Regions from separate parts of the Homo sapiens genome. Here region 2 is linked to region 1. Evidence: chromatin contacts called from ENCODE Hi-C or POLR2A ChIA-PET data. All regions are on one chromosome and are shown on one strand. Each heading gives the region's core, a stretch centred on a gene start or an enhancer-like site at or near the end of the contact. The rest is flanking DNA. Distances are from core to core; before and after follow the strand shown. Region 1 holds the start of STK11IP (serine/threonine kinase 11 interacting protein). Region 2 has its middle 210 kb from the start of EPHA4.

The links. A loop is a pair of places that touch in the nucleus more often than their neighbours do. ChIA-PET counts read pairs that join two places held with the same protein, here RNA polymerase II (POLR2A).
Region 2: a map of endothelial cell of umbilical vein shows a loop between it and region 1 (6-fold over the local background). The contact joins the enhancer-like site here to the promoter of STK11IP in region 1. A Hi-C loop is called at or near these places in 1 of 168 maps with a recorded cell type or tissue (endothelial cell of umbilical vein). POLR2A ChIA-PET finds 5 or more read pairs at or near these places in 1 of 52 experiments (WTC11).

What each region holds. Positions count from the first base shown.
Region 1 is chr2:219,594,575-219,601,175 of GRCh38, reverse strand. It overlaps STK11IP (serine/threonine kinase 11 interacting protein), which reads right to left and starts at 3,319. Exons shown (of 25, transcript NM_052902.4): 1 at 3,253-3,319; 2 at 2,996-3,082. The coding sequence starts at 3,056. RefSeq lists enhancers at 2,878-2,937, 3,148-3,367.
Region 2 is chr2:221,777,777-221,784,374 of GRCh38, reverse strand. No RefSeq gene overlaps it. Among named protein-coding and RNA genes, the nearest start is that of EPHA4, 210 kb to the right of the region's middle. Within about 2 kb of position 4,539, at least 5 of the 41 ENCODE cell types and tissues checked have a DNase peak (open chromatin) inside an H3K27ac peak, as active enhancers do; they include endothelial cell of umbilical vein, where a contact is called at or near this core.

The DNA of each region.
Region 1 (6,601 bases), core at 2,070-4,569:
TAAGGCTCTATGATGCCAAAATATACCCACTCCAATCCATATTGTAGATCTTCTATTGCAGGATCAAATTTTCTATCTCCTTCTCAGCTCAAAAGCATTCAATGGCTCCCCTCATCTTCAAAAAAAGTCCTAACATTTCATTCAGCCTGATGAGACTGCTTGGCTACACAACTCCAACCAACTCTTCCAAATTTTCTTTCACCTTCTGCTCAAAAGAGCCTCATCTACTGACAGTGCTGGAAATACAGCCAGCTTGGTTCACAGTTCTCTCTTGTTATGAGACACCCCCTTCCACCGCCCAGCTTGAGACCAGCCTCCTCCAGGAAGCCGCCTCAAGAAGTAATACTGCTGAATTTTCATATTGCAGTCACTCATTATTACACAAAAGTTAATTGGAAGTTTTATCTTTCTTTCTTTTTCTGATTGCAAAGCACATCTGTAGAAACTTTCAAACAATACTAAAAAGTATGTCATAGAATAACTATTCATTATAGCACTAAGGCATTGTTATTGCTGTCTGTTAAAACTGCTCTCTCTAATGAGACTTTCATCCTTGAGGGCATCTTTTGATCACTCTGGTATTCATCACTGCACCTAAAAAAGTGCAGCTACAAGCTAGGCATGAAGGAATGCTTTTTTGGCTTAAAAAATATAATAAGTATGGAGTCAAAGAATGCTGCAGAAATAATACAGAAAGGTCCCCTGTATCCTTTACCCAGTTTTCCCTAATGGTTACATTTTATATAGCTATAGTACAATATCAAAGTCAGGACACTGAGCTGGTTGCCGTGGCTCAGGCCTGTAATCCCAGCACTTTGGGAGCAAGGCACTTGAGGTCAGGAGTTCAGGACCAACCTGGCCAACATGGTGAAACCCCGTCTCCACTAAAAACACAAAAAATTATTCTACGACTCTAACCTCGTCTCTACTAAAAATACAAATATTCTCAGCTGGGCATTGCGACATGCGCCTGTAATCCCAGCTACTCGAGGGGCTGAGGCCAGAGAACAGCTGGAAGCCAGGAGGCAGAGGTTGCAGTGAGCCGAAATTGAGCCATTGCACTCCAGCCTGGGTGACAGAGGTAGACTCCATCTCAAAAAAAAAAAAAAAAAAAAACAAAAACAAAAAAAAAAACACAAAGGGCAGGCGTGGTGGCTCACGCCTGTAATCCCAGCACTTTGGGAGGCCAAGGCGGGTGGATCACGAGGTCCGGAGTTAAAGACCAGCCTGGCCAATATGGTGAAACCCCGTCTCTACTAAAAATACAAAAATTAGTAGGGCATGGTGGTGCATGCCTGTAGTCCCAGCTACTCGGGAGGCTGAGGCAGAAGAATCACTTCAACCTGGGAGGGAGGCAGGGGTTGCAGTGAGCCGAGATCATACCACTGCACTCCAGCCTGGGTGACAGAGCGAGACTCCATCTCAAAAAAAAAAAAAAATTCAGGACACTGATGTTGGTACAATATGTATATATAGCTATATGCTGTTTATATAAATTCCTGCAGCCACGCAATCAAGATACAAAACTATTCTGCTGCCACAAAGCTCTTCTCCTGCTACCTCCTTGTAGTCACACATTCACACACCCACCATTCATCACTGAATAAATTAACAAGTCCTACAACCTGACATGAAGGATTCTGTATGTACTAGACACTGAGGATAGATACAGACATGGTTCAAGGACTCTTCCCACGTTCAAAGGGCCTCCTAGTTGTCTCCTCCCAGAGAAGGATATAAGACATTTGCAAAGTTATCAATACAAGCCAGGAAATGAAACTGCTACTGGCCAGGTGCTGTGGCTCACGACTTTAATCCTAGCACTTTGGGAGGCCAAGGCAGGTTAATCACTTGAGGTCAGGAGTTCAAGACCAACCTGGCCAACATGGTGAAACCCCGTCTCTACTAAAAATACAAAAATTAGCCGGTCATGGTGGTGCACACCTGTAGTCCCAGCTACTCAGGAGGCTGAGGCAGGAGAATCACTTCGTCCCAGGAGGTGGAGGTTGCAGTGAGCTGAGATTGCGCCACTGCACTCCAGCCTGGGTGACACAGCAAGACTCTGTCTCAAAAAAAAGAAAAGAAAGAAAAGAAAACTGCTATAAAGAGAGCTTCCACAGATATCGTCAATAGGAGCATGGAGTGATGGAGGACAGCTAACATTAACTGTAGTATGTACCAGATGACTTTGGTATCTCATTCAAACCTTCTCAGAATCTCTCAAAGAGAAGCACTATTAACCCCATCTTACAGATATGAAAATTGAGGTTCAAAAAAGTGAAAAATCTTGATGGAGATCATATAATTGGTAGGAAGTTACTTCTCCTATCTGATCTCAAAGCCAAGGCTTTTTCTACCACAACTAATGCCAACCAAGTATTCAACAACTACTGTGGCTCCATTATGCCCAGGCACAGTGCCAAGCATCAGGGAAATCATTACAATAACAATAGCTCCCAACTGTAAGCAGTTACTATACTTGCAGGCATTGTACTAAATACATGAATTAAAACGAATCCCCACAAATGTTAAGTACAATCACTATGCCAATCTGTGAGGAAAACTGAGCCTCAGGAAACAGTATGGCAAGTTTGAAAGAGGGTTGATATTCCAACCCAAGTGGGTCCGACTCCAAATCTCGTGCTTCTATCTACTGTATTTAGTACCTTGCTACACAATAATGATTATGACCGAGATCAGTCCCTGGTCCTGAGGGGCTTTTAGTCAGGTAATGATCACTTCCTTCTGACAGTGTCAGAGAAGGCACGGAGGGAGGGATACCGCCCTTTGGCCTCAAAGGACGGCTAGAGTTTAGGCTATCACAGGCAAAGGACACTGTAAGGGCGAACAAACCTGGGAAAAGTAAAGAAATTGAACTCTGACACCTGGTGACCCTACCAGTCGTAACTCCATGACTCTCAGGGCGTGTCTCCAGAAAGCACCACCCCCACCTCGTCCGAGGTCCGAGGCCCAGCCCAACCGGAAGTCCACTCACCGGACTCCCGCAGCAACCCCGCGAGCTTCCACAACAGGGAGTCCCTCTGAGCGGTCGTCATGGCCACGGGACGCTGGGGGGCGGAGCCTGGGGGGGGAAAGAGGAAGCGGAAGAGCCTCAGGTGGGCGGTAGTGCCAAAAGCCCAGGGCGTCCGCGCAAACCGAGGCGTCATGCGGAGAAAAAGGCGAGAAAGAAAAGAGAGGAAGAGCATCCTCCTGGCCGCCCTTTCGAGGAACATAAGTCCTGGTCAGACATACCGAACCTCCCCGTCTGGTCCTCCTACCAGCTCAGCTGCCCGGCGCCTATCAATGATGGAAAGGAAGTCCCGCCCCGGAAGAAAATCGAGCCAAGGGACGACCGGAAAACATGTCTCTGCCGCCGGAAACCGCGCCGTAGATCATGCAAACGAATCGAAAAGGGGCGGTGCGGGGGCTGTCTCCTGACCGCGGTGGTGGCTGCAGTGGTTCCCTGGGCTTCCTGGCCCGGAGCTGGGCACCCATTATTCCCCCGCCCTGCGCAGCCTGGGGCTCCCGCTTGGCTTTCGGCGAGCCTACCGCGCCGGTGAGGAAACCCTGACTCGTTTGCAAACTGGGCGGGGAAGCAAAGTTTAGAGAAATGGAGCTTTGTTAGATAAAAATTTTTTCAACGCAAACAGTCATTTTCCAGTGAAAGGAGAGCGTATCCGCCGTAGGATGGACTTAGATCGTGTAAAAGCTGAGGCCACCGAGGATATAACCTCCGGGGTCCTTTGCCTCCTTTTCCTTAGACTCCCTCCAAACTCGTGTATCTTTCCTTCAGCAGTACTGGGCTCCACGCGAACCTAGTCCTTTGTCTTTACCCTATTACCTTTCATAACATCCTAGTTGAAAAGTAGTTATTCAACCGCGTTTGAAAATGAGAACAGGTTCACAGAGGCTAGGTTACTTGCGAAGGTCGTTCAATTAGTAACCAGTAGCGCCAGGACTGCCAGTTTCTTGCTTCCGAATTCTCATGGTAGCTTTCACCAGGCTCCCCGTCAAATGCTAACGTCAACTACTGAACTAGATTAGCAAAAAGGTCTTTTAACAGAATTCCTGGTTTTCAGAGAGAGTTTCTTTCATGAAGCGCCCCATTTCTACAGAGGAAAATCAAAATGAATCCTAAGCCAGTTGAAAGGAGGGATAGGATCATAGTCATCTTTATCCCAAGTTGCCAGATTTGAAAGATTTTATTTTCTCAAGACAAAATATTTGAAATGGCAAATATTTCAAATATTTTGAATATTTGAACCACACAATTTCGCATTCATGGCATACTACTTGTGCTCTGAGCTGAAAGCCTTTTAGGTTAAATAAAGTAAGTGGAGATACATCCGAAGCAGCAGTGTTGAGCTCAGAAAAACAATACCCCAAAATACGGCGCTTTGGTATGCTGACTATTTTGAACTAAAAGAGACTGGAAGGCCTCAGGCACAGTCTCTCCGACCTTTTCCTGCCCTCCTGTCTCCCAGCCTTCTTTCTTCCCCAAGGCAAGCCATAGAAACCAGAATTCCTCTTCCCCAAGATGAGTCACAGAAACTAGAAGCCCTCTCCCCCAAAGCCAGCCATAAAACCTAAACTTCCCCCCACCTTTCTATGTAAGAGCTGGCCGTGGCCTGGCGCGGTGGCTCACGCCTGTAATCCCAGCACTTTGGGAGGCCGAGGCCAGCAGATCACCAGAGGTCGGGAGTTCGAGACCAGCCCAACCAACATGGAGAAACCCTGTGTCTTCTAAAAATACAAAATTAGCCGGGCATGGTAGTGCATGCCTGTAATCCCAGCTATTCGGGAGGCTGAGGCAGGAGAATCGCTTGAACCCGGGAGACAGAGGTTGCTGTGAGCCGAGATCACGCCATTGCACTCCAGCCTGGGCAACAGGAGGGAAACTCAGTCCAAAAAACAAGCTGGCCGTAAAGAACTTCTCTGGCCTACCTTGTCTGATAGGCCGTAAGACCCTCATTCTGGAAGAGATCCTGCCTCATACCTGGGAGGAAGGAATGCTACACAGAAAGACCTCGTTGGGTTTCCACCTGCTGTCTGTTACTATTAAGTGGCACACTTTTTGCCCAACCACATTACTGCAGGCTGTCCATTTTTCATAGAATCTAAGCATTAAAAACAAGTTTTCCCTGGCTCTTTGGGTAGCCATTTCTGAAGGCTCCCATGTCATGTAAAACTTTGATTAAATAAACTTCTTAGTTTATTTTAGATTTTTCTCTTAACCTATCTTGTTATACGAGCTCTGACCCTTATGATGAGGAAGAAAGGCATCACAACTTTTCAGCCCCTACAACAGCTAACTAGTATGCAAATATAAAGTCAGAGTAAGAGCTCAGTATATTTTGTTGAATTATTAATCCCATAACCTGACGATTGTCAGTCCCTGTTTATTAATCATCTGGAACTTAGAAGGGCAGATTCTCCCAAACAGTAACTGCCAACTCTACCCCTCTTAGGCAAGAAACAGATTCTTTTCAAGTCACTGACATTGCAGTGTCTTGAAATCTGTTTCAGCCGTGCCTTTTCAACCCATAGTTATTTTCTGAGAATTGCTCCACCCACATGGGTAGCCCCTGTAGCCAGGTTTGCTCTATATCCCTTTGCTTCTCAGAAACATGGAAGTGGACAAAGGGAGAAGCAAAGAAAGCTGAACTACAGAGGGAGAGAAAAATAGATCTACTAAGGGAAAGCAACAGGAGACTCCGTAGTTCTTGTTTCCCTCCCCCTTGTGAGGCCCACTCTCCTTTCTACCCTTGGCCTGTAGGGGAGGCCTTGGCTGCCTTCCAGAGAATTCTCCCCCGCTTTTTTTTTTTTTTTTTTTTGGCCTAAGTTAATCTGAATGTATTTCTGTAAATTGCTACCATAAGAACTTCAACTAAGACAAAACCTTTACAAAATGAAGTCTAGATTAGCAAATCTAAAAGGGAAAAAAATTCCCATTCATCATAGCAGCCAAAAAATCAATAAATTATAGATATAAATACAAATACACACATGCTTATAATATTTTGAGAAATATGCCAGATCTATGTGAAGAGAACAAGAGAACTTTAGGACATTAAAAATGACCCAGCCAGGCACAGTGGCTCACACCCAAAATCCCAGCACTTTGGGAGGCCAAGGCAAGTGAATCACTTGAGGTTAGGAGTTCGAGATCAGCCTGGCCAACATGGTGAAACCCTGTCTCTACTAAAAGTACAAAAATTAGCCAGGCGTGGTCGCAGGCACCTGTAATCCCAGCTACTCTGGAGGCTGAAGCAGGAGAATCACTTGAACCAGGGAGGCAGAGGTTGCAGTGAGCTGAGATGGCGCCATTGCACTCCAGCCTGGGCAGCAAAAGCAAAACTCCTTCTCAAAAAAAAAAAAAAAAAAAAAATTCTCTTTATTAAAATGGTGTGCAGCCTGGCACGGTGGCTCACGCCTGTAATCCCAGCACTTTGGAAGGCCGAGGCGGGCAGATCACGAGGTAAGGAGATCAAGACAATCCTGGCTAACACGGTGAAACCCCGTCTCTACTAAAAATACAAAAATTTAGCCGGGCGTGGTGGTGGGTGCCTGTAGTCCCAGCTACTCGGGAGGCTGAGACAGG
Region 2 (6,598 bases), core at 3,290-5,789, 2.2 Mb before region 1:
TAGAGAGAGACAAGGGTCTCACTGTGTTGCACAGGCTGGTCTCAAACTCCTGGCCTCAATGGATTCTCCTGTCTCAGCCTCCCAAAGTGCCGGATTATAGGCATGAGCCACTGTGTCCAGTTATGTTTGCTATTATTATTATTATCCTTATTTAGATGAAACTTAAGAGGCCTTAAGTATTCCATGCTCCCACATTTACCTGTTCCTGTTAAGTGTTTTAAGGTTTCTCCTAGTTCTTAGGTCATTGATTGATTTAACTGTGATTTCTAAAATCTCATTCTCTCTCTCTCTCTCCTCAACCCTGAGCACACACACACACACATATACACTCGTCAATTTTCACTGTGCACCATAACATGTATTAATTGCTCTTACATTTCACAGTTATGTTTGTTACAGCGGCCTCACATGGAGGTCCCTACTGAGATTGTCTATGTGCCAGGTACCATGGATGGTGTTAGGGCTATAAAGAAAAATGGCACACCCTGCCTTTGAAAAACTGATGGTCTAACAGTAAGTTGATATGTTGATAAATAATTGCCAAACATTGTGATGAGTGCTTGATAGAGTCACAAAGGTGCTATGGAGCCCCAGAAGAAGGCACGACTGAAAAAACGAGGGAGGTGTTGAGGGAAGGAGATCCTCGGAGGGGTTCCTGAAGTGTGAATGGGAGTTTAGTGAACAAAGAAAACAGGAAAGGGCATTGAAGGCAGAAGGACTGGTGTGTATAAAGAAGGGAAGGTGGAAAAACTCATAGCATATGTAGGGCTCCAGAAATCATTGCTTCTATCAGTCAGAGGTATCAAAAGATAAGAAATATGAGGAGATGAGGCTGAAAGGGGTCTGGCAGTCACATCATGAGAGACCTTATGAATGGTGTAAAGATCCCTAATATAATTTAAATGTGTGTCCTCACCCAAATCTCAGATTGAAATGTGATCCCCAATGTCGGAGTTGGGGCCTGGTGGGAGGTGACTGAATCATGAGGGTGGATTCCTTATAAATGGCTTAGCACTATCCCCTTGGTGCTATCCTTGTGATAGTGAGTGACTTCTGGTGACATCTGGCTGTTTAAAAGTGTGGCAGCTCACCCTCACCCTCTTTTGCTCCTGCTCTGGCCATGCAATGTGTCTGCTCCCCCTTAACCTTCCACCTTAACTTCCTGCGGCCACCCCAGAAGTTAAGCAGATGCCAGCATCTTGCTTCCTGTATAGCTTGCAGGACCATGAGCCAGTTAAACCTTTTTTAAAAACATCAATTACCCAGTCCCAGGTATTTACAGCAATGCAAGAATGGAGTAGTACAATCCCACAGTGTAGACAATGAAGGTCTCTCAAGGATTTTAATGAGAAAGATAGTATTAACCTGTTCTCATGCTGCTAATAAAGACATACTCGAGACTGGATAATTTATAAAGGAAAGAGATTTAATTGACTTACAGTTCTGCAGGGCTGGGGAAGACCTCAGAAAACTTACAATCATGGTAGAAAGGAAAGCAAACACATCCGTCCTCGCATGGTGGCAGCAACGAGAAGTGCTGAGCAGCAGGGGGAAAGCCCCTCATAAAACCATCAGATCTCGTGAGAACTCACTCACTATCGTGAGAATCTCAGCATGGGAGTAACTGGCCCCATGATTCAATTACCTTCCACCAGGTCCCTCCCATGACACACGGGGATTATGAGAACTACAATTCAAGATGAAATTTGGGTGGAGACACAGCCAAACCATATCAAACATGCATGGCCAGATTTACATATGAGAAAAATCTTACTGGCCATAGAATGGAGATGAACTGGGAAGGGGTGTGTGATGTGGGCAGAGTGGGAACTATTGCCAGTAGCTGCTTGTTATTCTCCTAACAGCGACTTCATTGTTTCTCTCTTCTTTCCCTACCCTGTCTGTGGACCCATGGTCAAAAGGTACAGTAACCAGAAATTCAGCTCACTTGGCCCAGCAGGTGGGCACGTGACCAAAATACCTAGAGTCCTTCTACCTCCTGTTTTTAAAATGGCCTTGGCAGATGTAGCCCATGGGGCAGATTGCATAGAAATCAAACACTAAATAGATTAACTGATTCCAATCAAGTGAAGGAGAAATCTAGACGAGAAGTTACTAAACTCATGAACTCAAAACAGGTGATGATAGGTAAAAGACGTTTCAAATAAATTAGGAAACAGTTTAGCTTTAACTCAGGAGATTCAGTTCAGCTATATGGGCCCCATTTTTAGGACATGGGGTTAGCATTCCCTAACTGTTGATTGTTTTAAAAAGGGCTTTCAGCTGGGCACGGTGGCTCACACATGAAATTCCAGCACTTTGAGAGGCCATGGTGGGAGGATTGCTTAAGGCCAAGAGTTCGAGCCCAGCCTGGGCAACATAATGAGAACCCCCCCCCCCACCCCCAACCCTGATCTCTACAATAAATAAATAAAGACATACATACATATATACATAAAAGGACTTCATCCTGCCTGTCAGGAAAGTTAAGACTATCAAGTTGAAGGGCTTTAGTCCCTAGTGTCTGTGTCTAAATTTCTGGTTAATGAGAAAAACCAATCAGTGGGAAGGTAGCTCCAGTTTTCTGGGAATTATAAAACTCTTTCCTTATCAGGTGTTTTCCAACCTTGGAAGATTTTAGAGTTAACCACAAGGAGGATGAAGTAAACAAAACCCACACTCTTCAACGTTTTTGTGTTGAATTTAAGACAACTGCAGTATGTCTGATACTTAAAGTGTTTGTAATGTTTGTAAAGTGTTTTTAACGTTTAAAGATTCTGGCATATAGTCAACCTTGTAATTAGCCATGTGATTCTAGTTTAAATGTCTAATTTAGTGGTTGATTTTAGACTAGAAAGTTCCAGGAGAAGCTGGCTAAGTTTGTAAACAGTATTGAAAGATTTAAGAGAACTTAAGGGTCACGATATTTAAAAGTTTAATTTATTAGATTTATAAGAATTGCTTAGGTTCTTGGAAAAGTTTTGCTTGTTAGTGAAGTATTTGAAGTACTTAAAAAGAAAATCATATATATTACATTTATAAATGTGGTTTAGACTGTTTAACTGAACTTAATTGCCAAAATTGTAAAGTATCCCTTAAAATTTTATTAGATTTATAGATAGAATAATAAGATTTGTAGTTTGAACTTAAAAGCTGGAAGAAAAAAAAAACTCCATTACATTAGTATATTGAATATTTATCTTAGAAACCAAGTTGCTGCACACAGTCTTTTATGTGTACAAACCTTGTCCTCAAGGACCTCAGAAAACGCCTAGTGATTATTTTTCTGGGATTTTTTGGACTGAGGTGAGGTGAGAGGTGACTTTTTCTCTCTGGGCTTGAGCTGAAAGGCTGGTGACCTGTGGACTGCAGTGAGAAGCAGCCTGTCTGCACTGAGAGAATGAAGCTGACAGGCAAGGTATTTCTGAAGGGATGTCAATTCCCCGTTCCGGTCAACCCTAGGGCCAGCTCCAGTGCTACCTTTATGGTGAGTTATGTGAACCGAAGCATTTTTAAAATTTTCTTTTGCTGGTTGGAGTTGAGTCTCTAGGGAGGAGCCAATATTAATGGCACCTGTGGGTAGGATTAGACTGTATAATTTGAAAAAGCAAAACAAAATAAAGAGATTTAATATTTTGGTCCTCACGTAGCTTCTTTCTGAGCGATATTTTCCTATTATCTTCTTGTCGTTTGAAAAGTCCTGGCTGTTGAACCCTGCCCTCTCCAGGGGCCCCTTCCCTCACCAAGGCCAGGGAGCTGGGCAGATCCAGGAAGAACCAGTTATCAGGGTAAGAATACTTCCCTTCTCCTCTCCCCTTCCCTTTTGTCCTTAAGTCTGAAGATATGAGAGCAGGAGGAGGAGCAGTGATGTGAGTAAACCTGAAGTCATTGTGCATTTTTTTCTCAGTTCATTATGTGACTAATCTCCAGGTTTAAAACAAAACAAAACAAAACAAAACAAAAAAACTCTAGTACAGAGAAAGTTGTGGATCTGTCATTAGGACTTTGAAATGGTGCAAGCTCAATAGAATTCCATTGGGTGGGGCCTATATCCTGACTTCAACAGTTAGAGGACTGTGATCCTGTTAATTTAAATTAAGAATTCAAATCAGAGGAACAGATTTAGGGGGGAAAACGGGGGTTTAGTTTAGTAAAAGAAGAGTTTGAGGTACTGTGAGTTAGCCTGTTGGGAATACCCTTTAGGCCATAGGACACACGGTTCTAAAATTTAGAAAGCAGACTGGGACTGGAGAAGCAGATTTTAGAATGATGGCTATTGAGATGGTTATTAAAGCCTGAGCTCCTGTGTTTTCTCTCCCTCTTGCTGGTTGAAAGTCATTTTGCTAGGCACTAGCCAGGGCAATGTATCAGTTAGGAATCTGTTTGGCTCAAGCAACAGCAAATCCATCATAGAGTGGTTCAAATAGATAAATTCCTTTCATTATTAACTAACAAATTCCTTGGAAGGAGGCCGCTACTGGCTTTGGTTCCATGACTCAGTGATGCCGGCCGGGTCCAAGGTTCCTGCCATTGTCTTGGCATTTCCCTCATGTTCTCTAGATGGTTGCTGTGGTCTCCAGGCACAGAATCTGCATTCAAGGCAGGGCCAAAAGGCAGACGCAAGTTATATTGTTTGTTTTAAATAAGAAAGCCTTTCTTACTCAGCCCAGCAGACTCCTGCTGAAGTTCCATTGCCTAACACAGTGTCACATGGCTACCTTTAGCTTCAAGGAAAGCTAGGACAGGAAGCAAATGAAAAGGGAGTTCAGAGTAATGGTAGAGTCAGCCTATGAATTATGATTCCTCCCACTAGAAGTTTACAGTGTCATGATTATTATTCCCTGACCCAGGAACCTAGGGTCCAGACCTGGTCCATGATGGATGACTTTTAGTTTGATCCTGTGATTTATTTTCTTCCTTCCTTGAAACTTTCTTGGCCTTCTGGAACTCAAGCAGTCCCTTTCCGAAGTCTGCAGAAGAAAAAAATTATTTAAGCATCCAAAAGTATAGAGGAAAAAAAAAAAAAAAAGAAAGGAAAGGAAAAAAATGTTGCTATCTGACAATTCTGGATCTTCTCAAATGTACAAAGTGTCTGGATAGTCATAACAGTCTCCAAACTATCCTTCTAAAATTTAAAGGTGGGAACAACTTTAATCTGATGGAGAATCTGCGTAAACAGCGGAGAACCTCTGGCTTTGGACTAAGATTCTGGCAAATACTGTCTAGCTGCACAGTTTTGAATTTGCCAGAAGCGTCAGGCTCTGTCTTGTCCTACTTGAACCACTGAGATATCCCTCCTAAAACGACAGTATTGCAGCAATTAAGTGTCTTATCATGGCCAAAAAAGAATAAAGGGAAAAAAAAACACACACACACAAGAAAAGAAATAAACTCTTCTATGGTTTCTTTGCTCAGGGTTGCTATTTTTACCATACCAGGTCAACGCAGGACACTAAAGTGTAAAAGTTAAATCTACATTTATCTTTAAGGAGCACATAAAATTGGAACCTCAGTTAGAAGAGCTTTGGTTTTATGTTCAAACCTCTCCATTGCTCTGAGAGGTTCAGTGGGGGACTTGCCATAGAGTTGTGCTCATAGAAAGATATTTGATTCCACCAAGTTGTGAACTGGAAGCTGAGTGCTAATCTTAGCCCCCACTGCCTATCATACACTGTAGAATAAAAAACTGCTGCCATGAAATGTTAACTTTACAACTTACTACTTGACTTCCAAAATGATTTTTCTGCTTTGTTCTGTATAACCCAAACATGTTGTTTATTTCCTAGTGGGAAGGTCACATACATCTTCAATTTTAAATACATCTCCCTTTAAGTAGCAATGAATGGTCTCCCCAGAACTTGCTTCCTATATCAGACATTTAGAAATCAAATATTTTTCCACTGAGTTTTTATTATGCATTTAACAATGCTTTGTTTTGATTTCTGATTGATGTTCCATTGGCAAAGGCTCCTAAATGCTCTAAGCATAAGATACCCTCCGCCTACAACTTCTGTGTCACGTCGTTAATATTTCATAGGATCTGAACATGCTGTAGGAGCTTATTAACCTATATAATGAGATGGAGAATTTTATTCACTGAAATTCCAAGGCCTGTTCCCTATGAGATTAATAGCAGTCACAGACTTCCCTGGGGGCCCTGTGTGAAGAGGAGGGGCACGAGTTGAGAGGGGAGTACTTGAGTGGAGTAATTGTATGGGAAAGAAGGAGAGGCAAGTGGCATCATGGCACCAGGAAAAGAAGGGGAGAAAGACACAGAGAGAAATACACACAGAGAGAAACACACAAAAAGAGAGTGGGTGGGACAGAGTAGGAAGCACAGCTACTATAGGATCTCTGGAGAGAAGGTATTCTAAGGAATTTTAGGATATTTTGCTCTGTAATGTGCTGTCTGTAGTTAAAATTGTGCACATTTGTCTTACTCTGTTTTGTATTGCTGTAAAGAAATACCTAAGGCTGGGTCATTTCTTTCTTTTTTTCTTAAAAAAAAATATTTACTTGGTTCATTATTCTGTTGGCTGGAAGATCAGGCATCTGGTGAAGGCCTCGGGCTGCTTCCAGGCATGGTGGAAGACCAAGG